2 separate regions of the Homo sapiens genome follow, and region 1 is linked to region 2. The links are chromatin loops, found by intact Hi-C in ENCODE. Cell type or tissue: heart left ventricle. All regions are shown on one strand. Each heading gives the region's core, and the rest is flanking DNA. Links, peaks and the distances in the headings are about the cores only. Region 1 overlaps PKNOX2 (PBX/knotted 1 homeobox 2). Region 2 overlaps PKNOX2 (PBX/knotted 1 homeobox 2).

Region 1 (15,188 bases), core at 1,951-9,950, 53 kb before region 2:
GCTGTCTGACCTGGAAGAGGGAATCCCAGGCAAACGCGGCTGCCCCAGCACCTCAGGACACCGAGCTGACAGCAGCACCATGCTGGCTTCCCATCTCTCTAGTCCTGCTGCTGCCTCCTGGCCCGGCAGCCCCAGGGTTGTCTCCTACAACCACATCTCACCCATTAGTACCAGCCGCCCTCTCTGCAGCCATTGCCCCGGGATGACCAGGGAGGGAGCTCAGCCTCCTGTAGGGTCGGGTAATTTTAATTAGATTTGCCTGCCTGGGGCAGCCTGGCTGCTCCAAAGCACATCAGGGAGTCGGCATTTTATGTCAATAAGTGTAACCAGACCCTTTCCATTCAGATGAGTGCCCCACACTGGCTTTTGGGAGCCCCCATCATGGCCCCTGCTAGAACCACAGATGAAGGAAGGGTGGGTGTGGCCCCTCCCTGCCTAGGACACTGCTCGGTGGCAGAGGGGCAGTGTGACAAAGGGGAGGGAGCCTGCCAGTGCCCGGGAGGTTTTATTTGTGTATGAGGATGTGTTAATGAAATGTACTGGTTCCCTTCTGATGTGGAAACTGTGGGGTGGGGGACGGAGGGCAGCGTCTGTCTTTAATTGGATCATACCAGAGCGTCATCTGGACTAATCAGCAAAGCAACCAGGGGCTCCGGCTCAGATTAATGATTGCAGTCTAATCCGAGCAGATCCCATGATTGGATGCACATCGCGGGTAATTGTGTTTGTGGCCCAGGAGCAGCACTGAGAGGGGGTCCAAAGAGGGGAGGCCGGTGGAGTGAGGGACCACAGGTTTGGACCCAGCTCAGTTCTCTCCTCCCCCAGCCCCCACCTCAACCCTGGGGTTTTCTCCCAAAGAAGTTCAAGCTTAGCTTGAACCACAAGCCCCACCCGCCCATGCTGGTGAGGAGTCCGATGTTAGGGGCTGCCTAAATCAGGGGATTAGGTTGCCAGCGGCGCAGAGGCAGGGCCAAGAGGGTGAGGTTAATCCAGCTTTCCCTCCCCCTCCTCCCCTCCAGTCTCCTTCGTTCCCCTTTGAAGTGAGTGGGTTCCCATGGAAACCATGGTGTCCTGAGGAGCGGAAGAGGGGCAGGAGCTAGGCCTGGCCAGGTGCGGGTGGGGGAGGAGGTTGGCTTTGCGAAGACTGCTCTGCTAAGGTGTTGGCTCACTTCCCTAAGGCTGAAAGATTCTCTCCGAGAACCAGGGACGCGGAGGTGCTAAAGTTGTTGCCCATTACTGATAAGGAAAAGCTGGGCTGGAGGCATGAGCAGTGAGAAGACAGTGAGGGCAGTGGTGCTTTGCCTTTCCATTAAGAACCCAGAGAGTGGAGCTGCAGGTCAGGGATAGAGGGTGAGGTGGCTTCCGGACTCTGCCTGTCTCCTTTGTGGCATTACTCACAATTGAATTAACTGTGTTAGCATTTGTGTCAACCTTATTTCTGTTTCCCCTGCTATACTGTTAACTCCAGAGGACAGGGTCTGCGTCTGTCTTGCTCATTGCTTTATCCCCAGCACCTTACATGATACCTTAGAGTCAGCAGCTTAGACGAAGTAGCTACTGCATCAAAGCTTGTTGGACGGCTTCATTAAATGGTTAGGGAGCACCCCATAAATATACCATAGTTCTAGGTTGATGTGCCGGCAAACGTCTCTCGAGGCGGGGAAGGGGAGCAGCTCCGATTCGTAGCATTTGCTGATCCCCGTGATGTAAATACTCATACCATGGCCCATCCCAAACCGCCCACCTGAGGGCACCGAGCAGTAGGGAAGACGTGAGGCTCTCGCTGCCTCAAAGCCCAAACCCCACCTAGGGAGCCAGGTTCCAGGCGCACAGTCTCTAGATTTACATGCGTAAGCCCATCTTACAGGCCAGTTCTTTAGAATGGTGTTACTGATACTTTTAGCTGCAATCCTACATTCTTGGTCCTCACTGTCCTATCTGGTCCACTCCTGGGTTCTAAATTTGAAATGTTCTCTCTTAATCAATGAACTCTTGGAACAGCACCTGGTGTGGATAGGTGTTTTATAAGTGTCTTCAGTGATGATTTTCCACCTAAATGCCAAGGCAGTCTGTCTCTTTCCATCTGCTTCAGCAGAGCCCCATCTTCACTCCAAACTTCTCCATCTTTTCCAAGTGGCTTTCAAGCCTTTCCTGGTCTATCAGCGAATGATCTCCTTCCTCGCAGCTCCAGAAACCCTGCTTCAAACCATTCTTCTGCCTCCTCTTTAGTTTCTTAGCTCTGAGAATCTTGCACTTTCCACACCATGTGTCTAGTTCATTCTGTCAGTCTCATCTCCCACACATCACAAGCTCAGAACTTCTACCCACATGGGACCACCAGAGAGCTCATGCTCAAGTCCAGCTCTAGTTCAATAAAAGCAATGTGAGCCCTGTTTATAATGCACTTGTTTCTGTCTCATGCAGACTGGATGGCAGAATCCACAGTTGTGTGGGGAGGAACAGAGCAGGACAGTAGGCAGTGTTCAGATCACTCCCTTGAGACTATCCTAAAGGTCACGGAAGTTCCCGGCATGATCCTGACAGCCCTATAGCCAGAGGTGCAAATGCAGCCATGGCCCTGTGTTGGGCAGTGGGAAATAGAATCATGCTCTAGAAATAGACTTGGTGAGAACTGGCTTTGTCACCATCGGCTAGCTCATCTCTCTGGGACTCTGTTTTCTCAACTATCAAAAAGAAAAATGATAATAGCTAGAATACAATAAGATAATAAATGGCATACAGATCAGTGTTCAGTAGACTGGGGTATTTTAAACAGAGGAGCCAGCATATGCTGCTTTGGCCCATTCAGGATGTGAAGTCTGGTACATTCGGGGGGACAGGATCGGGGTCACGAGCACAGCCTGGTTCACACTCTAGCTCCATCACTGGACACTAAAACTTTCTGTGACTCAGTTTCCTCATCTGTAAAATGGGGCTAAAAATAGTACCATCTCCTCATCTAGATTGTCATGAGGTTTAAGTGAGATAACACAGGTAATGTGCTTGGTAAAGAACCTGGCAGGTGGTCCACATTCTGTGGGTGTCAGCCGCTGTTGGATGTATTGGTGTCAGGCAGGAGCTTGTGAGCCAGGAGGTAAATGCTGAGAGGCGGCGCAGCAAGAGGCAGGGCTGCCAAAGGTTTCCAGTCAAGTGGTCTTCACTCTACAATTCAATTAATTATGAACTGAGCTCCAGCATGCGTAAGGCATTGTGGTAAATTCGGAAAGGGGTCCTGTGCAGGGACAGAGGGAAAGATAGGCGTAGAAAGTAGCTGTGACATAAACTTGGCACACAGCATGGGCTCAAAAAAGTGTTTGTGGATTTGACCGCAGAGCTTCAGGCCTGCAGTGTAGCGTGGGAGAGTTGCACTGCTTTTCCCAAGGGAGGTGAGCCCCGAGAGAATGACAGCCACGCTACCAATCCTGGGGCTGGGCTGGTGGATGGGGTGGGAGGAATCTCTCCAGGTTTGAGGCTAGACAGATAGGCTGGGTCCTGTGTGACTGTCCTCTGTAGCAGCCGCCTGGTCAGGACCCTGGGAACTGGAACTTCCTAATGAAGTGTCTTTGAGAGAACTCTTCCACCCTGTGACCAAAGAGTGTTCTGGCTCCAGTGAAGTTGACCCTGGGGCTTAACCCTCTGCCTTCCCTGGCATTAGGCTTGGTCATTCCTGGAATGTGCTGGGTGAGGTGGCCTGAGAATGGTGTGGGAGACATGCAGCCATTCCAAGCAGAGAAGTTAGGACCGGATGCTTCGTGCCAGGGCCTCTGGACTACTAGGTGCTGTGGGCAGATGTTCCAGGCTGTGTCCTTGGCTGGGCTTTGTGGGATGGGGGTTCTTCTGGTGGATAGTCCCTGCTTTTTGAAGCAGCTGGGTTCACTGGCACCTGAGGTAACATCTCAGCTGCTGACTATAGTCAGGGGGGTGATCCTGCTGGAGCTATAATCTGAAAAGTGAAACCATGCTCAGATTTCCTCTGTACCAGGCAAAGCCTATTCCCTGCCCTTTCTATGGCATCATAAGGCCTCCCGCACCAAGCCCAGCCTTGCAACTGATGCTGACAGGCCCAGAGGCTGCAGCTGTCTTGCTCAGGGAGCAGGTGTGCTCAGGAGTGGTTGGTCGTGCTGCTTCCACGGCTCACCTCCCTGACCTAGGTAGAGCTCCATCATCCAGGGTCCCCGCCAAGACCAAAGATCCAGGAGTCCTGAAATCTGATGACTTTTATCCTCACAAGGTTATGTTAGGATTCAATGAGATAACCAATGCTAACAGCTGGCAGTGCTTGGCACACAGAAGGCTCTTGGTGAATGGTATCTACATTCATGAAGAAGGACTGCACCGGGTCTGTCCCCCTTACAAGAAGGAAGACAACCAGCAATTGGGCCTCCTGCTAGTGCAAATGACATGGGGTGGGGTGGGGTGGGGTGGGAGGAGAACAGAAAGCTGGGGCCATGAAGGTTCATATGGCCAGTGGCTTCTCACCGGGCCTGAGCTAAGCCAGCTTCCCTGTCTTTTAACCATAGTGCCACTTTCTGCTTTTCCCAGGCACTGATCCATTTCATGGTTGAGTGGGAAGAACCTGAACTGAAAATTTAGTCTGCATTCTGACTCTATCATCGGGCAAATCTTTAACTTCTTTAGATAAGCTTTCCTACCCCACAGGGTAGGCATCAAACGAGGAGAGGAGAGATCTGTAAAAATGTTAAGGCCTCTCCAAACACACACAAGTATTATTACAAGAGGAGGTTCTTTTGGAAACTCACCGGATAAAGCAGAGATTCTCTCATACAGCAACAGTCTCGTGGCTCCCAGGGTAATCCTGGCAGCTCAGTGCTTGGACCCCAGGATGTGTATGACTCAAGAACAGTAGAGAAAAGGGGGAAGGCAGATGAAGTGAGTTCAGTAACTGCTCACAAGTAGTACATGGGAGAGAGGGGAGAGCACACGATTTGGAGTTTGAATACCTGGATTTTAAATCTCAACTCAGTTACTGCATAGCCTGATGCGGTCATTTAACCACACAGCACATCTGTTTGCTAATGAGTGAAATGAGAATGAGAAGCCCGTTGGGGTATCAAAATGCAATAAGCACATATAAGAGCACTTTACAAAGTGCCACTGAGTGTGTGTGGGTGTGTGTTTAGTCCTTGACTGTGACCAAGACAACGTGGTTAGGGCTCACCTCCTCACAGCATCTCTTCCCCTTGAAGTTCTTTCTCTAGGGGGACTGGCTGAATTTCTGGTGACTTGGCTGGAATCACTGATCGCCTTTCACTAGCTGCCTAATTTCAGGAAGGACACTTGTCTTTTCTCTTTTGTTTATAACTTTTATTTTCAGTTCGGGGTGCAGGAGCAGGTTTGTTATATAGGTAAACTCGTGTCATGGGGTCTGTCGCACTTCTCTTTTCACTGCCAGAGTCACCTCGCCTTGTTCTGAAGGGGCTGGACGCGACATCCCCACCAGGTCTCATGTATCAGGCTCTTTGTATTTTTGCCCTCGCAGAGCAGTTTTAACTTTCACTGTGTTGAGATTTCACATAGATGCGTTTAATGTGCCGGGAGGAGTGTGTGCGTGCATGTGTCTGAAGGGAGGAGGGCTGAGTAGACTGCGACCTGCCCTGGGCCCCACACTTGCCGGGAATGGACCTGTCCACCCACCTGGGGGAGGAGAGCTGGGCTGGAGCCCAGGAGCTCTGACAGATGCAGCTCCAATTTAGCAACTCGAAGAAGTCCTCTCCAAGGCAACCCAGGCGAACACACCGCCCACTGGGCAGGACTAAAAATACACCCGCATGGTTTCAACGTCACACCTGAAGTAAAAATACATCCAACCAGGGGCCGCTGGCTCGCTCCCACCCCCCTCTGTTCTCTCCATCTGGTGCTTTCAAGGGGAGGAGAAGCAGAGGGCTGGACAAGCACCTTCCTCCCTACTCCCTCCCCTCCCTCTAAGACCTCACCACCCTCTCTGCAGGCAGCCCCCAGCAGAGCCCCAAAGAAGGCAGGTCCTTTCGTAGCAACTGTGACTAGAAGCTGCCAGATGGCAAAATCTGTTCCAAGTCCCCCTAGTATGGATGGATTCTGAGCCTGAAAGAACTTGAGGATTGTGTCTCAAAACCTTCATTCCAATAGTCATTGCTTACTCCACTCATTCATTCACTGATTCCCATTCACTGATTCGTCAAAAATGTATTGATCCTCTGCTGTGTGCCATATACTGTGCCTAACCCTTGGGAGTTCAGAGAGAGAGAAAATGTGGTCACCGACTGGAGGAGCCCACCATGCCATGAGGAAGACAGTCCTGTGCACAAACGACTGTGCTTAGTAGAGTTTAAGAAGTGTCATAAAATAAATAAAAATAAATTTCTATTGGCAGTCCTTTTTCGGTTAAAAGAAAACGAGGTTCGAAGTTCTGATAAATTGTAAGATGCCTCTCCCTCCTCTTTCTGGGCCTCTATTTGAATTGGCATGTGGGTTTGTTTTCCCAGCCAAATGAGTCAGTGGAGATGGGAATATAAATTTATTGGAGTAGATGGTGTCAGTGTTGCCCTGAATTTAAAAAGTGCCCACGCACCGTTCCAGGGAAATGGAGCAGGCATTAATTGATAGTTTACTAAGTGCCAGACACTCTCCATGTTTCTTCATTTAATTCTTACAGGAACCTGCATGGGAGGTGTTGTCCTTAATGAAAGAGGACACTGAGGCTCCAAAAATTCAGTAACTTACCCAAAGTGTAGCTTATTTCAGACCACCCAGCTTCCCACCCTAAATTGTGAGTGAGGTCAAGGAAGAAACCCCTAGCATTTGCTGTGAGGGCTCGGAGGAGGCGATGGTTTCTCTTGCTGGAGAGACCCATGAGGGGAGCCTGCACAGAAGGCATGTTGGCCTGGATGCTGAGGTCGTTGGAGGGGACATGAAGAGACACAGGAGCAGGGAATTCAGGTGGAAGGAGCAGCAGGAAGAAAGTCATGGGCACACGAGAGCAAAGGGCAAAGATGGGCACAGGAAGGCACAGAAGTTTGCTTTCCACGGGCTGCTGAAGGACAGTAGTGACCATTCCAGGGACCAGGGTCCGCCTGCCCTCTCCTTCCAGCCACCACCTTTCTCTGCTGAGTCCTTTTACAGGGTTGTCCAATCTTTTGGCTTCCTTGAGCCACATTGGAAGAAGAATTGGCTTGAGCCACACATAAAATACACTAATACTAACAATAGCTGATGAGCAAAAACAAACAAACAAAACAACAAAACAACAACAAAAACGCAAAAGAAAAAATCTCATAATGTTTTAAGAAAGTTTACGAATTTGCGTTGGGTCACATTTAAAGCCGTTCTAGGCTCCATGCCACCCATGGGCCGCGGGCTGGACAAGCTTGATCTAGGAGAGATACTGAAAAGGGTCTGAGGCCACATGATGAAGAGCCTGGAGCGCCCATCTGCGAGCGCTGGCTTCATTTCACCATCATCCAGGAGAAAATTTACTGCCCTCCTCTGAAAGGGCACTTGTTGTGGACCATCTGCGGTAAACAGATGCCCCAGGAAGGGGTTAGGGGTCTGTTTGGGAAAGTAGTTTCTAGGCTATTCTCTGGTTCTGAGATCCCAGTGGTGTCTGGCCTGGGCACTAAGAAATAAAGGCTCAGAACGCCAGTCCTCAGGCAGAGTTTCTGGAAAGGCGAACTTTTAGCTACTTGACAACCACTCACTGTGTGCCGGTAGGGCATAGGTTGGTAGCCAGAGCGCCACCGATCCCTGCGTGCCCCACCTCACCCCACCCCACCGGCCAACAGCCTTGTGTCCTCTGAGCAGTGGGACCCTGACCAGGCCTCTGGTCCTGCTGGCCCATGCCTGAAGATGTCCACCAAAAAATCTTGTTCTCCCATGCCTTCCACCTCTGGATCATCCATCCTTGGCCCAACAGGAAGAGACAGAGGCTCTGTCTCCCCTGTCCCCATTGGAAGAAGCAGCAGGGGTTCAGGGATGGGGTGGGCACTGACCCTGGGCTTCCCTCTTCCCACCCCCAAGAGGGTGAGAATGGCTGTAAGGAAGGTGCGGAAGGAGCCGGGGGGCTCCAAGGTCAGTCACAGGAAAGGAGGTGGATGGCCCAGGCAGGCAGCCACACACTTGGCTGGACCCATAATTGAGGTCTGCAGTCCTGGCCAAGGTCACAAGGGAAGGGATGGCTGAGAGGCTTAGAAGGGACAGAGTGGCATGACTGTGAATCACAAAGTTTATCACCCAGAAAGAGAACTCAGCATTCACATCTCCCCTTGCCGGTGACCACCCTCGCCCCCGCTCATGGCTGGTGCTGTTTCTGTCTGCATATCCACTCTCTGGCTCCCTTGTGTTTTGCATCTTCGCCTCTCTGAAGCTCTGTATTTTTGCATTCTTTCTAACTTCTTTTCTGTCTCTGCTTCTGTTTCTACTCCTCCCCTAAGAAGGAAGAAATGTTTGTTTTTTTTTTTTAAACCCAGGTGGTCCAAAAAGAAAGAAAGAGAAATGAAAAAGGATCCAACTACCTTTTTTTTCTTTCTCTTTTTTTTTTTTTTTTATTTTTTGAGACAGAGTCTCAATCTGTCGCCCAGGCTGGAGTTCAGTGGCGAGATGTCGGCTCACTGCGACCTCCACCTCCTGGGTTCAAGCAATTCTCCTGCCTCAGCCTCCCGAGTAGCTGGGATTAAAGGCACGTGCCACCATGTCTGGCTAATTTTTTGTATTTTTAGTAGAGACAGGGTTTCACCATGTTGACCAGGCTGGTCTCAAAATCCTGACCTAAGGTAATCCACCCGCCTCAGCCTCCCAAAGCGCTGGGGATTACAGGCGTGAGCCACCATGCCCAGCCAAGGACCCAGCCATCTTTTTTTGAGTCTTTTAATAAAAAGAAATTAGCCACAGCCACATAGGGGAAGTTTAAGTTATATATGAGCATAAGAGTTACCAAGGAAGTTGCGGGGTCCATTCCTGAAGGCCTTTAAAAATGTTAGGGCAATCTGTCAGCCCGATTTATGTTAAGAATATCTGTCTTGAGGTGGGGAGGAATATGTGGGCTTTGCTGAATCTTGCCTGCCCCATGATGCTCTCCAAGGCTTTGGTGTTGATTGAGGGGTCTCAGCCTCTCTGTTACTAAGAGAGAGGGTGGTGCTAACCTCTGCACAGGGCTGCAGCCAACATACTGCCCTGTCTCTAATCGCCTCTCCCGGGGACAGCTGCACACACCTTGGCCCCAAACTGGGCATTCCAGACCAGCAAATTTGGGTGATGTAAAAAACACGAAGGCAGAAATGTCAGAAGTAATTAAACCCAACGATGGCTTAAACCCCTGTAGAAATCAACACATCTGGTTTAATCACCTTCTTAAGCTAGCACAAGACTGCAATTCTGTGGAGAGGGGTTCTTTATTTCTTTGGATCGTTAACAAGAACTGCATATCTTAAGTTTGATTTTAGTTCAGATGCTCCTGGGGAGAGGTGATGAGGGTAGGGGGTGGAGGGTGGGATGGGGGACTCAGAAAGGAGAAAAGAAATAATAAAATGTTATTCGCGATCATCTCTTCTTCCCCTCTCCCTGAGCTGAGCTGCGTCTCCCTCCTGCCTGCCTGTGTCCGCGCTCCTGGGGAAGGCGCCCGCCCTCCCGGCACCCAGGCGGAGGCGCAGAGCTGAATGTGCTAAATTAGGCCATTAGAGAAATTCATTTCTCTTTATTAGTCTGTGTCAAATCCTTTTTATTAGTGGCTGGAAACGACCTCTCTTCTGCAGTAAAATGTCATGCCAGTTCACTCCTTTTATTTGTTCTGCACTGACGAGGCTCAAACGCTCACTGAATTAGTGCAGAGAGATTTATTTCCTCCAAATTTTGAACGGCTTAAGAGAGATTGGGGTGGAGGGGGCGGTCGGGAGGGAGGCGACATGGGGAGAGAAGAGCGAAGAAGGGGTTTGGGAGGGAGGAGGTGAGCTCTTATGGAGGTCACATGTCCTCAGCTCTTTGGATATAAAGTCTAATGACCATTCCTCACATCCCACTCATCATCATCGACACTCGGCACTGGACACCAAGTGTCCACATCTCTGCTTCTAGCCCATGGAGGATGTGGACCCACAGTGGAAGATATCTGGACAGCAGGAAGAAGCACTCCTGAAAAACCATTTTGTAGTGGGACAAACTGAGGCTCAGGGAAGGCCAAAGTCTCTCCTCTAACTGGGAATCCTTCTCCCCACCCATCCCTGGCTCACACAGGGCCATTTGTATTACAGGTGGCTTTGATGGCAGCTCTCATGGGCTCTGCCCTCAGGGTAGACCCCCAAGCCTGCAGCCGAGACTGCTGGGAAGAACTTTTCCAAAGTGGCTGCCAGCCTCCTCTCATGCTTTAGGGGGTGATGTTGGAGGGTAGCTTAGACAATATAAGTCAGCCTTTAGGCAGGTACAGGCTGGGCACCTGGGGAAGGGGAGGTGACTCTCCCATAACTGTGTTGGGAACAGCTTGCGAGAAGCCCAGGACCACGCTGCAGCCACAAAACCCACGGAGTCGCTGAGAAATGGAGCGTGTCTCTCAGTGGGCAGTGCAGTGTCTCAGGTATCCCCATGCATGAGGTAGAAGGTAGTGTCTGGGTTTATCAAGTGGGCCAGGTGGATGGAGCATGGGAGCCACAGGCGCCCCGCTGACCATGACCATGGATCACAGGAAAAGCTGTGGGTGATCTCAGATGCTGTCTGAGCTCTGAGAGAGCAACAGGGCTCTGGGATGGGATGGGAGGAGCCAGACGCTGGAGCATGGGGAGGCTGGGGTAGGAGAAGAGAGGATCTGGGGGCTGACAGTACCCTGCCCTCCAACCCTGACTGCTCAGTCCTCAGGTTGCAGAGCAGCTGGAGAGAGGGTGCCAGGCCAGTACCTGTAAAGTCTGCCCTATGCTCCATAGACTCTTAGTTAACTTGGAGGGAAGGATGGGCAGCATGTTCCTTTCTTCTGAGACAGCAGGAGCCACAGAAGACACCCCCAGATATGCCCCCACATACATACACATAGCCATTCTGGGGAGATCTGACACCTGGAAGTGAAGGAGGTTTAGAAGACAGACCCTGGCTGTGGTTCTGCAGAGGAGGTGCATGTTCCCTGCTGTATGTGACAATGCCTCCCACCCCATCCCTGCAAGCCCAGCTCTGTCACGAGGCACCTCATGATCTGACTCCTGCTGCCTTTTCAACTTCCTCTCCCTCCACTCCCCACCTGCCTACCTGGCTTCAGCCACACTCAGCTACATCTTGTTCCAGAAACATGCAAGCTCATTCCTGTCTCAAATGCTTTGCTTTTTCTCCTGCTGGAACGCCAGTCCCTTAGCTCCTTGCGTGACTACGTCTCATCATCCGAGGCTTAACTTAAATGTCACCTCCGCAGAGAGGCTCTCCCTGACCACTCTAAGAAAAGCTGCTCCTCCCTGCAGAAGCAAGGACAGAAGCAGAGGAGATCACCCTCCTCTCCCTACCCAAAGCCTAGTGCTAGTAGCTGGGGGACACAGTCGTGGCAGATGTCCCGTCCTTACCCCACATGCCACTCACACTGTGTACACAGAACACACCATCCCTGTACACATACACACATATTGCATACAAACAGCACAGAGAACATGCACACTGTGCTCACAGCACACAAAATCAGCACCCCAGTTACATACACTACCCATCTGTGCTTATATACAGCATTAGCACAACACTGCGTGTGCACACAATGAAAACACACAGGACCCCACACAACACTTGTTCTCATTGACAGCCTGCATATAACCTTGGTGCACACACATGCATATGCACGCGCACACACACACAAGCACACACACACTTTGTCCCCTCCCTCCAACTAACCAGTGAGAAAGGAATGTGCGGTGACCGCAGCTGCCACGGGGTTGCAGCGGGGGCCGCACCCCCACCACCTGGCACGATGCTGCGGATTATTAGTTCCTGGTAATTTAGTGCCCTTGTACAGAGTCGATTTGTGCCTTTCATTCCTAATTGATCTAGTGGCTGTTTAAATGGCAGCAGGCATCTGTTGAGAGTAGGGAGGTTCATAAGGCGCAATAATTCATAACACCGTCTGGAATTTGCCTTTCATGTCCCTCAGCTAAACCACTGCAGGGCTCTGCTTAAATTACAGCCACTGAGGCTTTCTTTGGTATTCCACTCAGGGCCAGGAGAATCTTGCATTAAACTGGGATCAGGTTAGATTAGACTATAATATGCTGCAGTATTAGTGGCTGCAAATGAAGACTTATACTGGAGTTTAACCCCTTCACCTGGTTTTCTCTTTGTCTTCAGCCGAATGGCTAAGCTAACGCATTGTTTTCCCTACCAGCTTCCCGGTAGATCTTTCTCAATGGATCTCCTGGCAGTTTGGGGCAGCAAATAGGCCACCCTTAAATATTGACCCTTTTTTTCTGCAGACTGCACACCGAGTCTGCAGCCCTGGGGCCCAGCAGTTTAGGCATCGGCTTCCAAAACCAGGGTCGGGGAGAGAGTGTGCAGGGACAGGCTCTGCCAAGCCCAGCAGCTCCTCTGGAGCAGGAATTTCTCTTTTCCTCCCCCACCACCCCTGAGTCTGAGTAGAAAGACTCATAAAATGCGAGTGTGAGTGTGGATGGGGGTACGCACTTTGTCTTTTTGTCCAAAATTGTTAGAATTCCAAGATGGACAGGCTCCTAGGGGTTCCCCCACCCACTTACAAATACCATGTAAGCTAGATATTCAGTCCTTCTCTGTGTGCTCCGTCACGGTGTGCTGGAGGGGAGACCATTGCCTGTTTGCCTTACTTGTTGTGTTCTCGGTAGGACGTGGTGGCTCACACCTGTAATCCCAGCACTTTGGGAGGCCAAGGCAGGCAGATCACTTGAGGTCACAGTTTAGACCAGCCTGGCTAAAGTGGTGAAATCCCCTCTCTGCTAAAAAAAAAAAAAAAAAAAAAATTAGTCAGGCATGATGGCGGGAACCTATAATCCCAGCTACTTGGGAGGCTGAGGCAAGAGGATCACTTGAACCCTGGAGGCAGAGGTTGCAGTGAGCCAAGATCATGCCACTGCACTCCAGCCTGGATGACACAGCAAGACTGTCAAAAAAACAAACAAACAAAGACTTACTGTTTCAGTATGGTAGTCACTAGCCACATGTAACCTCTTAAATTTAAAGTAACTAAAATGAAGTAAAATTAAAAGTTCAGAGTCCTAGTTACAGCAGCCATATTTCAAGTATCCATTGGCCTCATGGGGTTAGTGGCTGCCATATGGGGCAGTGGAGATTGCAGAACATTCCCACCATTGCAGAAAGTTCTGTTGCACAGCACTGGCTAGACCATCCCCTTGAGCAGAAGCATGGGGGCCAGGTCCAAGTCCAACACACATTCCTCCTCCTTGCCCAGCAAATGGGACTACATCAAAAAACAAAAAAAACAAAACAAAACAAAACAAAAACCTACATTGCATAGTTCCAGGAGCCTGGGGAGACAGACCAGAGAGGGCTGTGAGATGCATTTTTGGAACTGCAGTGGAAGGGAATGGGACTCTCTGGAGTCCAGTGTCAACAACCCATGCACTCGCATGCACACATACTGTAGAAATAAAGGTGCTGTGGACTTATACATGCAAATACACCTACACACATAAAACATATATATTTCCCAAATACTTTTTGAGATCCGCATACATCTGACTAGACTTTGGACATATAGTGATAAATAAGGTGAGCTAGATTCCTTCCCTCATGTAGCTCACAGTCTAGTGAGGAAGGCAGACAATAAAACAAACAACTCAGGGACTATGAGTGTAGGTTTGGCGGTGGGGGAATGGGGGTCAGGAGTCAGAAAAGCTTTCAAGAGTTGCTGATCTCCAAGATAAAATCCATAGAGCCAGGCCGGGTGGTGGCTCACGCCTGTAATCTCAGCACTTTGGGAGGCTGAGACGGGCGGATCACGAGGTCAGGAGATCGAGACCATCCTGGCTAACATGGTGAAACCCCATCTCTACTAAAAATACAAAAATAAGCCAGGCGTGGTGGCGGAGGCCTGTAGTCCCAGATACTCAGGAGGCTGAGACAGGAGAATGGCGTGAACCCAGGGAGGGAGAGCTTGCAGTGAGCCGAGTTCAAGCCACTGCACTCCAGCCTGGGTGACAGAGCGAGACTCCGTCTCAAAAAAAACAAAAAGATCCATAGAGCCATTTAGGTAAACACTTTGGCTCACATCTAGATGTCATAGAACCCCCCGCCCCGACCACCACACATACCCTCTTCACTCATTGATTCCTTCATTCACCGAATATTTATTAAGTGTCTGCTATGAGCATGCATGCCAAGGTCTTAGGGATATCAGGATCACTAAGTCAGGTAGAGTCTCAGAGGGAAACAGTGAGCAAATGATTTGCATCACATAGTGATGTAAATAATCGTTGCATCATTGTGTGATGACCTAACACACTGGGGTATCTGACCTAAACTGAGTCTACCAAGACTCAGGACAGGTGGACACATCTGCCCACCACGTGTGGATGAGTCTTCAGGCTCACGTATGTCTCCTGCATGCACTTGCAAGCACACAAGTGTTTGTGCACATCTGCCACCCTTAGCTGGCTCCAGAAAGCCAAGAATGGATCTATGACCTACCACGAATGTTCACATCCAGGACTTCTCTGGACACTCCCCACATTTCCTTCCTAGGTTGACTCTGAGCCAGAAATGGACACCTACTTCTTGGAAGGTTTATAATCCATCATCCCTCCCCAAATATTCATGCAGTTTATCTGACCAAAGAGAAAAGGTAGGCGACCAGTGGGTAGGGACAGAAGCCTCTTAAGCCCAGAAGCTGGAAGAGTGGACCCTCCTTGCCAAGGCACAAAGTGCTGCCATCTAGATTGACCATAGGGACTGGGGATGTTATCAAGGAGTGGGACCTTGGGAGAAGTGAGGGGAACGTGGGCAGGGGAGCCTGGTGGCTTCTGAGCACAGGTAGCAGCACGGTCTCTGTGTGTGCGCATGTGTGAGCTCTTGATGTCCCTGCAGGCACCCTCTTTTCCCGCTCCTGACGCTGCTGTTTGAGAAATGTGAACAGGCCACCCAGGGCTCTGAGTGCATCACCTCCGCCAGCTTTGATGTGGACATCGAGAACTTTGTCCACCAGCAGGAACAGGAGCACAAACCCTTCTTCAGCGATGACCCAGAACTGGACAATC
Region 2 (15,188 bases), core at 3,527-11,526:
CTGGGCCTTATGAAGGATGGCTAGGATTTAGGATTGGGTAGGAAGAGAAAAAGGAGGGGTCATTTTGGATGACAATTATCTCTTAGATAATCATCAATGCCCCTATGATTCGTATTGGCCACAGGGAGTGACCCCTCGCTCCAAGTTGTTGTGGTCCTCAAACCCTCTTCACCCCTTATTCTCACTCTTGAAACCTGGGAACACTGTGGCCCCTTACCCCAGCCACGACTGTCTTCATTCTAGACGCTGTTCAGGCATCTGTGCCTGAAGGCCTTTAGTGTACGGCTACCAGGAGGAAGGAGGTCAGGCCAGCTGGGTTCTTGGTTACATTTCTCTCTTTGTCCCAGAGAAATCTTAGACCTCAGACTCCTGCCTGTGGGGTGAGAGTGTTTTCTCCACCCATCCTTCGCTGTAGGGATCTAGAGAGAAGCTGCCCTCCAACTCCCCAGGAGTGATGTTTGACTGTCGGAGGCATCCCCTGGTGTAGCGCTGTCCCAGGGTGTGTGCCCTGCTGGCAATGTGTCCCCAGGGAAGGAAGAATTGGATTGATGCTTCTCCATCCAAGACTGAGCCTTGTCGACAACAGGCAAGTCAGCTGCAGGGTTGCATGGAGGCGCTGAAAAGGGAAGGTGTGCAAGAGACCCCTGGGTTGCACTGAGCCCCAGGACACCCCAGAGGGCTGCAGCTCTAAGAAAGTCCACCTGAAAAATGGCTGCAGGAGATTTACAACCTCACAGCATTCCCCAAGAAGCTTAAGACTCAGGTTAGGATAAAATGTCCCCATCATAGTACATGCAGGAAATAAAACCCATTTGAAAAAATGAGCGTATTTGTATGCTCACAGAAGGGGCTGCTGGGAGGCTCCTGCCATCTGCCAGGAAACAACCTGTGGCTTCTTCAGAGACACAGCCACATGCGTCAAGCTACAGACTTATTTGTTATTTATTTAACAAACACAGAGTACACTAAGCACCGTTCTAAATAGCTTTCGTATATTAACTCATTTACTGATACTGATCAGTTTAGCTACACACACACACACACACATATGTATACACATACATATATACGTATGTATATACACATATATACATATATACTCATTTAATTCTTATAGCAACCTTGAAGCAGGTGGAATTATCTCTCCCATTTTACAGAAGAAGAAACTAAGTAATTTGCCCAAGGTCTCACGCCGGTTAGAGACAAGACAAGGATTCAAACCTGGGCAGTCTGACTCTAGAGTCCGTGTTCTCACGTACTTCTAACAGTACTGCCTCCACGTCTTCTTTAGAGAGGTGACCGGTGTGCCTTAATGGACTCTTAAGTACCCCCTTTTTCTCTTCCACATCCTCCCTGAATATACGTTCAACAATAATTGAAAAAGCAGCATTATTAGTGAGTAGAGCAACCTGCCTCTAGGTGGAGCTCCTGGGAGGTCCGATCACTGATGCTTTCCCCACTCACCTTTAACCTGCAGATGCCCACAGGAAATGGTGAGAAGTACCAGTTACTCCGAAGGCCCCGTGTTCGTTCATTCAACAGATGCATACTGAACACTTACTACATGCCACACATTTTTCCTTGGTGCTAGTGAGGTAGGGTTGAAAAGAAAGACATGGTCCCTTTTCTCAAAACACTTGCAGCCTGCCCCTTGGGGTGACAGGTAGCTACACAGACCCAAAGCCCCTGTAGTAGGAAGAATCCTAGATAGGGCAAGTGCTCAGAGCTCATAGAAGGGGCATCTGAGAGGGCTTCACTTATCAGGGATGGGGATGGGGAGGAGGTTAAGAAGGACCCATCTTGCTGGCATTGTGAAGCATAGATTGACACAGAAACCAGAGGGAAAGAGAATAGTTTTGAGATTGCAGGAAGGTGAAGAATGGGACAGCAGTGTGTCTTCACAGTGGAAAACTACACAGCGATTAAAAGGAACAATTACAGTTAAACAGAGCCAGCATGGATGAATGATTCCATTTACATCAGGTTCAAAAACCTGATGTCAACTAGGTCATCATGTTTAGGATGTAACACAGATAGCAAAACTATAAAGAAAAGCAAGAAAGTGGTTACTGCAAAAGTCAGGAGATCTTTGGAGAGGTGTTTGGGGGGACAGAAGGGGGTTTGTGGGGTGCTGGTAGTATCCTATTTTTTTGACCTGGGGGTGGTTACATGGGTGTTTGCTTTTCTTCGTACTTTTCTGAGTGTTCAGTTTTAAGGGGAGCAGGGATAAAAATGAGAGCAAAAATAAAAGAATGGAAAGCATGAACAAGGGCAATGACTACAGAAAGAGAAGTTTCTCGGGTGACTTATTGTGCTTCTCTTTATTCTAAAAGACTTTTTTTTTCTTCCATTTTAACATCTCTGAAATTGGGTACATCCCACCATCAGTGGCCTCTTAGATGTGATGGAATGTGGTCGTTTTGGGGCCCCCACCATCCTGGCTGCCTTCCTCTGGGTCTCTGGCCCTCCTAGAGTGGAACCACCCCAGAGTGGTGGCTGGCAGCAGCCCATGGCCCCACAGCTGTCAAGAGGGAGAGGAGGGGAAAAGCGTGTAGTGGACTCTGGTGCAGCGCTGCTGATGGCAGGAAACCTAATGGAAGCTCGCTGATCTGAATCAGCCTCCATGCCCCGCTCCACCAGCACCTCAGTGTCTATTGACACTGACAGGCTGCGGCTTCCCATCTGCTGTGTCCCTTGGTGAACTGGCTCACCTCATGGTGAGATCTACATGGCTAGGAGGTGGAAGGACAATTGCCAATGGGCTGTGCATGAAAGAAATATCCAGGACCTGTGAACCAGAACTGGCTTAGCTTCCTTCTGAACCAGCCCCTGGGCAGAACTCACTCTTTCAATTGAAAGATGCTTTTAGTATCAGTTTAGTCCAGAGGAGAGTTGCGTTATGGGGCTATAAAGGGAGGTATCAGAGAGAGATGGGAAAGAGTTGAGGTCAGATTTCAGCGGAACTTCCTGGTGGCAACTACAGTGCCCTGAGACACCTACTTGGTGTAAATACCATAATTCCCTTCTCTAGAGTCCTTGAGTATTCAACTAGATGATGCCGGGAGGCTTCAGTGCATCGCACAGAGTGAGTCAATGGAGCACACAGGCTTACCCTGCACTATCTCATTAAATCATCCCCATGTCCAAGAGTTAGTCACTGTTTTGCTACTTCCATCTAAGGATGGAAGACATAAAACAAACAAAGGTCACTTGCGTGTGTCAAGGTCACACAATGTTAAGGGGTGGGTCAGGACTTGATCCCATCTCTGAAGGTCCTTTACTCCCTGGCAGCACTGCCCAGTCGTGTGAGGCTCCAGCTGTCCCTGAGAAGGCTCTGTCATCTTCTAGTCTGTTCTGTACCTCTTTTTCTTTTTCTTTTTCTTTTCCTTGCTTTTCATGAACTGTATCTACTTCTTTTTCAAGGAAGGATTATCTACTTCCAGAGAGCTACTGTCTGGGCCCTTCTCTTCCAAATCCAGGGAGTTCCCTCCAATAACGATCAGAGAGCAGCCACTGTGCCTTGATGGTTTGCCGTGATCCAATAACGATCAGAGAGCAGCCACTGTGCCTTGATGGTTTGCCGTGATCCAATAATGATCAGAGAGCAGCCACTGTGCCTTGATGGTTTGCGTGATCTCATTTGATTCTTCTTCCCCTCCTTGGCCCCAAGCCTGGCCAGTTGTGCTAAAAGTAGCGCTGACCCAATCATGGTCTGTCCAGAGGCCAGGACTATTTTGACTCTGTCCTCAGGAATCATGTGGTCTGAGGCGTGTACGAGCTGGACTGCTCCCATGACCACTCAGATGTGGTGCCAGGAATGTTCTGGCTGACACACCTGTCCCCAGAGCTGCTAAACGCTGCTACTTACCCCACAGCCCCACAGCGTGCGTCCTGAGATACTGGACGTCCAGGAGGGATAGGTGGTGAGGACTTGCACCAGGCGGTGGTTAGGGGCTTTCTATCCTCATTCATAAGAGAGCAACCAGCCAGTTTTGGGTGGCATTGCTTCTCATAGCTCCCCACTGGACTGGAGCATGTTAATCTGTGTATTTGTGACATTCACTCAGAATGGGGGCCCGACAACAGAAGGCTCCTTAGAGACAGCAAACATTATTCTTCCAAGGAAGGCTGGAGGATTTCCTTCTCTGGAGGCCGTTAATAGTGGAAGAACTTTTCATCCTACTGGCTTAAATATAAGTCCCAGTGCAAGGCTCCTGCCTGGAACATCATCCTCTCCTCTACTAGATTGGCTTTGCCATTCTTCAAAGTCCAACTGAAATCCCCTTCCCTAAGGACTTCCTTCTTTTGTCACCAGAGGGGTACTTAGCACAGACTTCCCATTAATAGAGAGGCTTTTTCCTCCTTTTTTTCTTCCCATCTAGTCTGTGAGTTCTTAACTTCAGATATCTTTCACTTGCCAGCACCCAGGATGCGGCAGATGCCCAACAGTTGTGGGCTGGTGAACCAGCACAGCCAGCACGGCCACTAGCTCTGCTCAAGAAACAAGTCTGCGTCTCCTTATTGTGCTAGTTCATTCCTCAGTTCACTACACAATCCTTCAACGTTGGCCTCTTTGCCTGTCTGCACACTGTGCCTGGTCAGCACGGCCACTAGCTCTGCTCAAGAAACAAGTCTGCGTCTCCTTATTGTGCTAGTTCATTCCTCAGTTCACTACACAATCCTTCAACGTTGGCCTCTTTGCCTGTCTGCACACTGTGCCTGGTCTGCACACTGGAAATAAACAATGTCTAATGAGATGGGGTCCCTGCCTGAGAGAAGCTCATGGCCTAGTGGGGGACACATGTCTTGCCATCTAGTGGGCGAAAAGCAATCATTCAGAGGCCACGGTGACCAGCTTTGCCTCAGGGAGTCGGGAAGGGCCTTGCAGAGGCTGTGATCTGTGGCAGGCCCTCACAGAAGCTCAGAAAGGCACGCGAGGACAGGCAGGAGGAAGCGCGCTCCAGAGGAGGGCCAGCACGTGCGAAGGCATGGAGGCATGAAAGGCCCTTGCACCTGGGAAGGCCAAAAAATCACCATATTTTTGCTGCTTTTTGTCTACAGACCAGCTGGCTATGGACAGGGAGGCTGCTTGGCTCTTTCCCACAAATAGGGAGGTTGGAGCCAGGCACTAGGGCTTGACCCCAGAAGGTGTCAGAGCTCCCAGAGTCCTTGCCTCTCTGCCCCCTGGGGCCATCTGCACCCTCTCCTCCCATCCTGCCTCCGCTCCTTCCCAATTAGAATGAAAATTGGCTCCTGTAATGCTGATGTGCCTACTTTCTTGTTAGAATCTTAATACCGTATGAATCACAAGTCCCAGCTGCCTTGGCATGGTGGTCAGGGTCAGAGGTTTGAATTAAAGCAACACATGGTCCTGATGGCTTCATCTGGGGGATGCTGAGGTAGGGGAGAGGCTGCTCCTCCTTTTCCACCGATAATGCGAGTACCACCAAGGCTGCTGACCGCAGCCTTTTCCCTCAGAAAGTTCTAAGCACCTTGTAACACCCCCTGATAATAAGAGTATTCGTACCTTTTATTGAGCATTTTACAAGTATAATTTCATTTATTTGTCAGATGACTTGCTGATGTGTAGTTAGGTGACGTGCCTGAGATTTCATAGCTAGTCATAATAGAGCCAGATTTTGAGACCTCCCATCTCGGGGACCTTAGACAGCTCAAGCACCACTTTCTAATACCACTCCAATCAAAAGGAATGATTTTAGCCTGAGGATGCTGGATGGCTTGATCTTCTGCCATAAGAGCCCCCAAACCTCCCCTAGCTTCCAGGACAAAACTCTGACTTATTCAGACGTTCGCCACACCTTAATTGCATGCTGGGTGCCAGGCACAGGGCTGTGGCCTGAACAAGTCCTAGGGATGCATAGACTCAGCCATCCTGTGGCCTCCCTCCCAATGGGGTCACGACTCTCTTCCCACTGCCACCCAGAGCCTTCTCATTCTTTAATGTGACCTGTTCAGTCTTCCCCACCACTGCATTTCTCTCCTTCTTAGCCTCTACAGGGCTCATCACCCAAACCACAGCATTGAGTGCTGTGCTTTTGCTTTCCTTCACTCAGCAGGCATTTGTATGTCATTTGTATGTGGAAGGCACTGGGGATACATTCAGTATCCCAGTGCCGTCATGAAGCACAGTCTGAGAGAGGGAGACAGATGCGTAGTCAGTGCACGGGCTGCAGCATGTGGGGGACTGAGAGAGACACCTGCCCTGCTCTCTTTCTCACCTCCACTCAGTCCTATAAAGTGGCATCATGAAGCAATGGAAGAAAGACTGGACCCAAATCGGAAGACCTGAGCTGGTGCTACCATCTGGGGGACACTGGAGGAGTCATTCCATCTCTTCATCTGCAAAGTGGGAATAACAATACCTAACCTGCCTGCCTTTCAGAGTTTCAATGATGTGCTTTATTAAATAAAATGATGATTTTTTAATGAATAAAATGCATGAAAGCATTTTACAGGTTATAAAGCACTATACAAGTAGTACTCTTCTGTCTCCTAGCCATGCCTAGCATAAATCTGGGCACATAGTAGATATTCAGTAAATAGCAGTTAACTTAAATTGATCCATTCACCCCGCCTACCACCTTCTATGGGCGTTTGAGGCCATTGGAAACCCTAACACTGACAATGCCTGCCCTGCCTGCTGGGGGCGGCAGTGAGGATCAAGTGAGAAGGATGTGCCTTGGAAGCTGTCAGTACTGAACCATCTTGGTCTTGGGAAACCTCCCTGGCTCCCCATTGTGGGGGCTTGGCTGAGGACTGGCCAGCCCGGGATGTGGAGTCTCGGGCATGGGGCAACCTTCCTCCAAGCCCTAGGTCCATTCTCTGTGGGGAGCAAACATGACACTTCCCCAATTTTGGTTCCCAAACCACTCGGGCTGCCTGGCTCAGGATAGTGCCCATGGCGTGGGCACAGTCCCTTGGGGGGGCCAGATCAGCATATGCCCAGCCCTCACTAGTCTCCACCTCTCGTTTCAGCACCCCTACCCCACGGAGGATGAGAAGAGGCAGATCGCAGCCCAGACCAACCTCACCCTCCTGCAAGTAAACAACTGGTGAGTTTGCATCACCTGCATGCAGGCTCCCAGATCCAGGGGCCACCTTCTGGGCAGGGGAATGCGTAGCAGGGAAAAGAGACTCGAATGCCAGGATCTGCCTCAATCTCAGCCCAGCTACCATGCCAGTCCCCCCATTTAGGCTAGAAGCAGAAAGCAAGAATCAACACTGGCACCTGTGGCTTCATCTGCAGCTTCTCAGCGCCCTCTGCTGGGACATTGTGTCAGGCACATCCCTGGAAGCTTCTTGAGGAAGAGAAAACCCACGCCCACCTGAGCACCCAGCCCACCTGCACTTCAGAGACAGACAGGATTGCCCGCAGCTGTGCACCGGAGGCCAGTGGTCATCTGGTCTTCCCCACCCCCATGTGAACTGAGACTAAAACTAGCTGCAAAGCTGGGAGTGGGGAGAGGGAGGAGGAGTAGCCATTCTGACCCCACAGGGATCTCAGCTTTCCCAGTCTCTGTGCCTGGCTGGGCTGTCAGGGGAGCTCAGAGAGCAAGGTCTGGCTGGATGGAAGTAGACCCCAGAGCTGAGGGCCCTGATCCGAGCCCTTGGCTCTCTGGAGAGAAGTCAGAGGTTAGTGCCTATGACTACCATGCTCTCCTCCTCCGTTCAACCTGGAAGGTCTTGAGCAGGGATTTCTGACCCCCCATGCATTCTTCCCATATGACTTTGCAGTTACCAAGCCCCAGGAAATTTCATGAACTTCTCAGCACCCAGGGCCCTCCTCCTTGCTGGGCTTTTACATCCGGGATGGGAACCCCGGTCTGCTCTGTGAAATGGAGTCTGAAGGCAGCTTCACCCTCCCTGCCCCCACCCCAAGGCCATGCAGGTGATGACTAACCAGGTCTCCACTTTACCTCTGGGCAGGTTCATCAATGCCCGGAGGCGCATCCTGCAGCCCATGCTTGATGCCAGCAACCCAGATCCTGCCCCCAAAGCCAAGAAGATCAAGTCTCAGCACCGGCCCACCCAAAGATTCTGGCCCAACTCCATCGCTGCGGGGGTGCTGCAGCAGCAGGGCGGTGCCCCAGGGACAAACCCCGATGGTAAGAACTGGGGCTGAGTGCACCCTAGACAAGGGCTGGGGGTGCTCCTGGAGCTTCTTCAGGTCAAGCCGTGCAAAGATTCAAGGGCTATCTCCTTACCTGGGCTCCCATCGCTGCCATGCCACAGTGATTATCCCTCCCCAAAGCCCTAAAGAAGGGGATGTTTTTGTACATAATTTAACAGACCAGATGCACTCTCATAAAGAAAAGCGGGAGTTGGTGGTCACGCAAGTCAGTGACTGCTCAGCAGAGCCCCCCATGTCCGCACCCATCTGAGTTCCTTAGCACCAGTAAGTATCTGCACAGCTCTTCAGGAGCCAAGGCCATCTATAAATATCAAGGCAGGCAGCTGGCTCGTGAACAGGGGCCAGGAAGAGCTCTGTTTTCCCAGCCTCTCCATCACACCCTCCATATACACTTTTCTAATTGCCAGTCGCCTAGTGCACAATGAATAATTCAATGAGCCAAGCATTTTATAGCTTGGCATATGAAGATAGCTCTGTATGGGGAGTGGAGCGTAGGTGTGCGTGTGTGCACACATAACCTCATGCACACGTGTATGTGTATGGTTGTGCACAGGTTCCTTTGTGATGAGCCATCTTATGGGTTATGATGGGAAAAAAAAAAACAGATTTAGGGGGCTGGACCAGCCTGGGAGAAAATTCCAACTCTGTCATCGCTGACAATGTCATCTTGAGCTAATGACTTAACTGTCTGAGACAGAATGGGGATAATAATACCTGCCTTACAGAATTGTTAGAAAGTCAAAAGTGGCCAACACATAAAGAAAATGTGCAGTGAACGGTGGCTGGGAGTGCTGCTTCCTGAGATGGGGCAGGGAGTAGCTGACTAGTGAATGGATGGGAGACTTCATACCAGGGCATTGTCCAGCTCAGGCTTGGACAGCTCTAAAAACAAGGAGTTCACTGCTCTATGAGCCAGTCCATTAAACCCTGTCCAACACAGAGGTGCTGGCCCTGACCAGCAGCCCCTGCCTCGTCCTGACCCTTGCTTTCTCTCGCAGGTTCCATCAACTTGGACAACCTGCAGTCCCTGTCCTCAGACAGTGCCACCATGGCCATGCAGCAGGCTATGATGGCTGCACACGATGACTCATTGGATGGGACAGAAGAAGAGGATGAGGATGAGATGGAAGAGGAGGAGGAGGAGGAGCTGGAGGAGGAGGTCGACGAGCTGCAGACGACAAATGTCAGCGACCTGGGCTTGGAACACAGTGACTCCCTGGAGTAGTCGGGCAGCCCAGATGGCACTGATCACTGAGCAGGAGAGGAGTGTCGCCGGGAGGCCTTCAGGGTGGGGGGGAAGGGGACATGGGCAGGAAGCACCGAGGGAGTTGGGCCCTAGCTTCCCCAAATCAGTAGCTTGAAGAAAGGCAAAGGAGACACCTGTTCCTTCCCAACCACCGAGCTTCAATGAGGACCCCAGCCCCACTTCCCTGGAACTGCCGAGGACTCTGTTTGGCGGGGCCAGTCGAGCAGCCTGTGTGGAAAGACAGGAGTGAGATCTGGACTCACCAAATCCCTGAGGATAGATGGCACCCATGGCCCCCACCCACGGAAGGACTTGAGTTGTTTACAAGCCCTGCACTGAGGCAGATTGGTGCTGTTCGCAGAGTAGGCCTTTGCCCGGGGGCAGACTTAGAAGGAAGGGGAGAGACAAAGGGGGACTGAGTTTCATCCCCAGAAGTTTCTCAGCTCCTTTGACAGACATTCAAGGGCAGGAGGGAGCCCCAAAGCATAACCAGTGGCCAGAGGAGTGGGAGGGCCTGAGGCATCACATCTTGCAGATCAGAATGGGATGGAATCCACCAGGCTCCAGCTCATCCCTCCAAGGCCCTGTCTCTGCGCACAGCAACCATGGACATGGGAGAAAGGGATGGGAGCCACAGTGCCCTTCACTCTCTCCTGGAAACCAACTGTAAGCTGGTGGGCTCAACCTGTGGGAGGTTAAGAGGAGTCCCTTCTGGGTTGACTCCAAGAGCCAAGGAGATGGCAGACCCTGGGCTAGGAACCATATGGAGGTGACTTTGAGGCCACAGCTGTCCCTAGGTGATCACAGAACTTAGCTCCTTTAACAACAGGACAATGGTTTTTTACCCTAGATGTTCCCACCTTCAGTGCTCCACGCCCTCCATAGACCTTCAGAGAAGGTGAAACCAGGTTATCTGGGAATCTTTCCAGCCCGCAGGTCGCCACGGCCATCCCTTTGCTCCCAGCCTGGCTCCATCAGCCTCCAGCTTCCTTTCTTCATTCTGTCCTTCAGGGAAGGCAGAAGAAACATTGGAAAGCATCTAGTCCAGTGGGAAGCCAGGGGTTGGAGAAGGTGCTACATCCCTCTTCCCATCAATATCCTAAATGTGGGGGAGGGCCCAGAGAATGGCACCCAAGAGCCTGCGGGGATGCCCATCCCACACACCCCACCCAGCTGTTCTAACCCTGCTATCCACAGCCCTGGAGGAACTGGGGCTCCTGGAAGGAGGAGGAGGCTCTCCACTGTCCACCCTAACACATACCCTCCCACCCACCTTCCAGACCCCCTTGGTTGGCACCCTCTCCTCCGGTTCCCTCTCACCCCATGGCTGTGAATGACAGGACAGGTCACACGTGTGTTTTCCATTGGGTTTAATTTAATGGACGTGCAGTTTCATTTGTAAATTGTGCATTGGCCACCTCCTTCAGTGGCAGGATGTGAGTGGCTACCTGGCTCAACTGGAGGGGACCCCTTGGGCCCTCTGGGGCTTCCCCTCCCCCACCTGGTTGGGGTAGAGCAAAAGGATGGTCACTCTTCCGAGGTCTCCCTGAAATGAATGTATTTCTCCCCCAAAAGAGCTGATATTTAATGTTTTAATAAGGATTTTTGAGAAACAAATAACCTTATTTATAATCTGGGTGATCCAATCATTTTTTACTCCCTTTTGATGCCATACATAGAGGAAAGTCTAGCTTTTTTGGCGTGAGACTTTTGCAATGTGCAGTGGGATAAAATGCATTTCCTTTTCTGGTTCGTTTTTCTTGTTAACACGCGCACACAGACACACACACACACCGTTCCACTCACCACCTGGACAGGCGTCCCCCAGCACGGACACACTGGCACACAGGTGCCCACATCTCTTCCTCTCAGCCCCTCCACCTGCCTAATGTTATGCAACCTCCTTCTGATGTATCCACCAAACCAGTACTGAATGTGGCCGAGACGTTTTCAGTAAATCTTATTACCTACCGTAACCCTGGTGCACAATTCTCTTTCTGTGGTTGCTGTGGCAATCCTTTGCTCTTTTCATGGGACCAGAGGCCAGACAAAATTTGGAGGCCTCAGTATACACCTGACTACCCAGGGAAGGGGACAAGGTAGATGTGCGTCCTGCGTGAGCTCAGCTGCCCTGTCTGGGGAGGAAGAGCCAATTTCAGCACACTCACCTTGTGTGCGGCCGGTTGTAAGGCAGAGCTAGGGAGAGAAGGCAAGGAAGCTCTGCACTGCCCTCTCCTGACAGCTTCCCCGACCGCAGCGGAAGCTATGAATCTGGTCCCTCTTGTCCACCATACTCCACCTCCCTCAAAGGCTTTTGCTTTCCTGTCTCCATTCCCGGCCTTGAATCCCAGGGATCAGCACCATAATCCCCCAGGCAAGAAGAAACTCAGGCAGCTGATCTCCACACAGAAGTGAGAGGCAGGCCTTCTTGTCAGCTCCAGACGAGAGGGTACCTTCTTTAGCCACACTTGCTGAGAGGTCTGGGGCATCTGTTTAGAAGCAGGAAGGGAGTGCCTTGTTCATGTTCAGGAATGCTGGAGAGTTTGCACGTACTGGCAGATCACCCCATGGCCAGGTGGAAGATAGGGAAGCCAGTGGTTGGTTACACAGGCGAAGTGGGCTCTGACCAGCTCTGGTGGAGTTCCCTGCATCACTGCCCTCAGGGAGCCCAACATCTCTCCCCCTCCTCACACCTGGAGAGAGTTCTGCAAACCCTACAGAAACCCCGCCTCTCTAGGTAGAGGAAGAAAATCTTAAGAACTGCACGATGATTGGAACCTCACCTCCAGAGCTGGGAAGACAACAGTCCTTTAAGACAGTGGTTTCTAAGGAACACACTGTTGAAAGATATGCTACCAAAAAAAAAAAAAAAAATCCATGCCCAAATTAGCCTAAGATTAACTGCATATTCTGTTTTGTTAGTAGAGTTTCATCATGCACATTATTATACTAAAGGCTCTAAAAAGTCCTACAGGAAAGAAACCTGTTGAACTTTGTTTCAATTGTTCCGAGATTTGCTCCACCTCCCTTTTTTTCAAGTAATATCTATTCAAGTTATACCAATATTCCACAAAACACACTTTAGGGAACACTATTCTAAAGAAATTGCAGAGTAGCCTGTCCTACACTCTCCCCGCCAAGTTTTTCTATCAAGTTCTGCCAGCCATCTTTTCAACCACGCTGCCAACTGAAAGTGGGTTTCTTTTTTCTTTTCTTTTTTTTTTTGAGATGGAGTTTTGCTCTTGTTGCCCAGGCTGGAGGGCTGGAGTGCAATGGCACGATCTCGGCTCACCGCAACCTCTGCCTCCCGGGTTCAAGCGATTCTCCTGCCTCAGCCTTCCAAGTAGCTGGGATTACAGGCATGAATCAACACACCCTGCTAATTTTGTATTTTTAGTAGAGATGGGGTTTCTCCATGTTGGTCAAGCTGGTCTTGAACTCCGGACCTCAGGTGACCCACCTGCCTTGGCCTCCGAAAGTGCTGGGATTACAGGTGTGAGCCACTGCGCCCGGCCTTTTAAAATTATTATTATTTATTTATTTATTTATTTTTGAGACAGGGTTTCACTCCCATCACTCAGGCCGGAGTACCATGGCACAATTTCGGCTTACTGCAACCTCCGCCTCCCAGGTTCAAGTGATTATCCTGCCTTGGCCTCCTGAGTAGCTGAGACTACAGGCATGCACCACAAGGCCCAGCTAATTTTTTTGTTTTGTTTTGTGTTTGCAGAGATGGGGTTTTGTCATGTTGCCCAGGCTGGTCTCCAACTCCTGAGCTCAAGAGATCTGCCTGCCTCGGCAACCCGAAGTGCTGAGGTTACAGGCGTGAGCTACCACTCCCGGCTGAAAAGGGGTTTCTGAAATCACTTGAGATGTAGGTAGTTGTATTTTTAGGAGCCAACAACCTCTCTCTGTGCATGACCCAAATGCTGCCCAACCCAAGGAAAAGACACGCCATAATCCCTGTGGAAATTCAAGAGATGGATGACAGGGCGAGGGGTAGGGGAAGGTTTCCTTTACCCAAAACCGAACTCTGATATCAGGGCTCTGGCAACTCTCAGACTGACTTCTGCCCCCCACCCCCCGACCCATCAGGAAAGACTTTTCAAGCTCAGAGATCCTGCTCATGGGAGTTGGTGGCCAGAGCTCAACTTCCTTGACCGAGGATCCCCTCTCCTGCCTTGCATGGGGCCCCAGGAGGGCAATGACCACCACACTGCAGCCTGCTCCAATTCATTCCTGATGAGTCATTCATTATCTCAGCATGCATTTATCAAGCCCCGACTCTGTCCCAGGCACTGTTTTACAAGAATACACCTGTGGCTAACAAGGACAGCGTTCTTTACTTCAGGGAGTTTACATTCTACTAGAAACAACTGAGACTGGGCCAGGTACGGTGGCTCACACCTGTAATCCCAACCCTTTGGTTGTCCAAGGTGGAAGGATCACTGAGCCCAGGATTTTAAGACCAGTCTGGGAAACATAGTGAGACCCGCCCCCACCTGCCCGCATCTCTACTATTTTAAAATGAATATGCATGAGAAAAAAGAAAAAGATTGAGACTGAAAGAGTGCTCGTAGCATCCTTGTAATGGCTATAACTATGATCTCATCCTTACCACAGAGAACTCAAACTTCTTCATTCAGAGTTGCAAAGCAGGAAGCTTTCAGCTCCACTGTGAGGTTCAGGTTAAGCTCAATTTTCAGACCTGTTTTGAGCCATATATTGTCTAAAAATTGTGTGCCAACTTTTAAAAGTTAGAAGGTTACACATTAAAAAATCAGATTCCTGGCTTCTCCTGAAAAATCAGGCAATCAGGCGACTTGGGACCTATATAATCCCACTTGGCCATGATTGAGTGTAGTTGAATTAACTGCTGCCCCCTAAGGCACGTTCTCTGTGTCATCAGGACATTCGCAGCCCCTGTGGTCTCCCCAACACGGAGGCTGAGGGTTCATTGCTTATTTACTATTGGCTGTCACTATTTGGGTGGCTGGTGGCTTAGTTAAGCTTCCCCCATGTCCTTTTTTTTAAACCCCCTTTTGCTGTAATAGCTAAGTGGTTGTTTTTAAGAAGGGAAATATTTATCTCTACTCATTAATCCATCAAGAGGATTGCTTGGCCTCTTGGGAGGCCAACTGGGAGGCCTGAGGTCAATTGAGTTTGACCAATTGGGAGGTCAAGGCGGGTGGATCATGAGGTCAGGAGTTCGAGACCAGCCTGGCCAACATGGTGAAACCCCGTCTGTACTAAAAATACAAAAATTACCTGGGCATAGAGGTGCATGCCTGTAATCCCAGCTACTCGGGAGGCTGAGGCAGGAGAATCACTTGAACCTGGGAGACGGAATTTGCAGTGAGCCGAGATCATGCCATTGCACTCCAGCCTGGGTGACAGGGCAAGACTCCATCTCAAAAAAAAAAAAAAAAAAAAAAGAGTAAGAAAACAAGATAGTCCAAGAGGGAGGGCCCTGCCTTTGGTACAAAATATTGGAGAGAATGTATTTGTTTGTGGGCATAAAAGTACTCCTACCTTTCATTGCAAAGTATACCTGTGTCTCGTATCCAGATATCTTCACTCATACATTTTCTGCCTACCTTGCCTCCCCAGGCAACAATGAGGCTAGAGGCATAAAAATCACCAGGGTTGCTTGTTATAGATACAATGTAGGTTCCACAACCGGTGTTTGCCCCAGATAGCTAGGCAAGATGCCCAAAGACTTGGAGGAGCATTGCTCTCAGAAAATAGTTTTCAATTGTTGGCCGGGCATGGTGGCTCATGCCCAGCACT

Evidence for each region. Peaks named below come from ENCODE experiments on the same cell type or tissue, not always from the same donor. Only the 100,000 strongest peaks of a DNase experiment are listed, where the experiment ranks them.
Region 1: it touches region 2 in a loop (6-fold over the local background); 4 of 110 quality-filtered maps call a loop at or near these places.

The regions. Positions count from the first base shown.
Region 1 is chr11:125,370,533-125,385,720 of GRCh38, forward strand. It overlaps PKNOX2 (PBX/knotted 1 homeobox 2), which reads left to right. Exons shown (of 13, transcript NM_001382323.2): 6 at 15,019-15,188. Among named protein-coding and RNA genes, the nearest start is that of PKNOX2-AS1, 110 kb to the left of the region's middle. RefSeq lists an enhancer at 1,380-2,259. In heart left ventricle, for the core only: a CTCF peak has its summit at 5,769; DNase peaks (open chromatin) are centred at 3,412 and 5,729; H3K27ac peaks cover 770 bases.
Region 2 is chr11:125,422,016-125,437,203 of GRCh38, forward strand. It overlaps PKNOX2 (PBX/knotted 1 homeobox 2), which reads left to right. Exons shown (of 13, transcript NM_001382323.2): 11 at 6,997-7,073; 12 at 7,948-8,126; 13 at 9,151-11,374. The coding sequence ends at 9,377. Among named protein-coding and RNA genes, the nearest start is that of FEZ1, 67 kb to the right of the region's middle. RefSeq lists enhancers at 4,488-4,989, 6,694-7,597, 7,189-7,478 and a silencer at 11,458-11,752. In heart left ventricle, for the core only: CTCF peaks have their summits at 7,292 (motif pointing left) and 7,493; DNase peaks (open chromatin) are centred at 3,740 and 7,276; H3K27ac peaks cover 713 bases.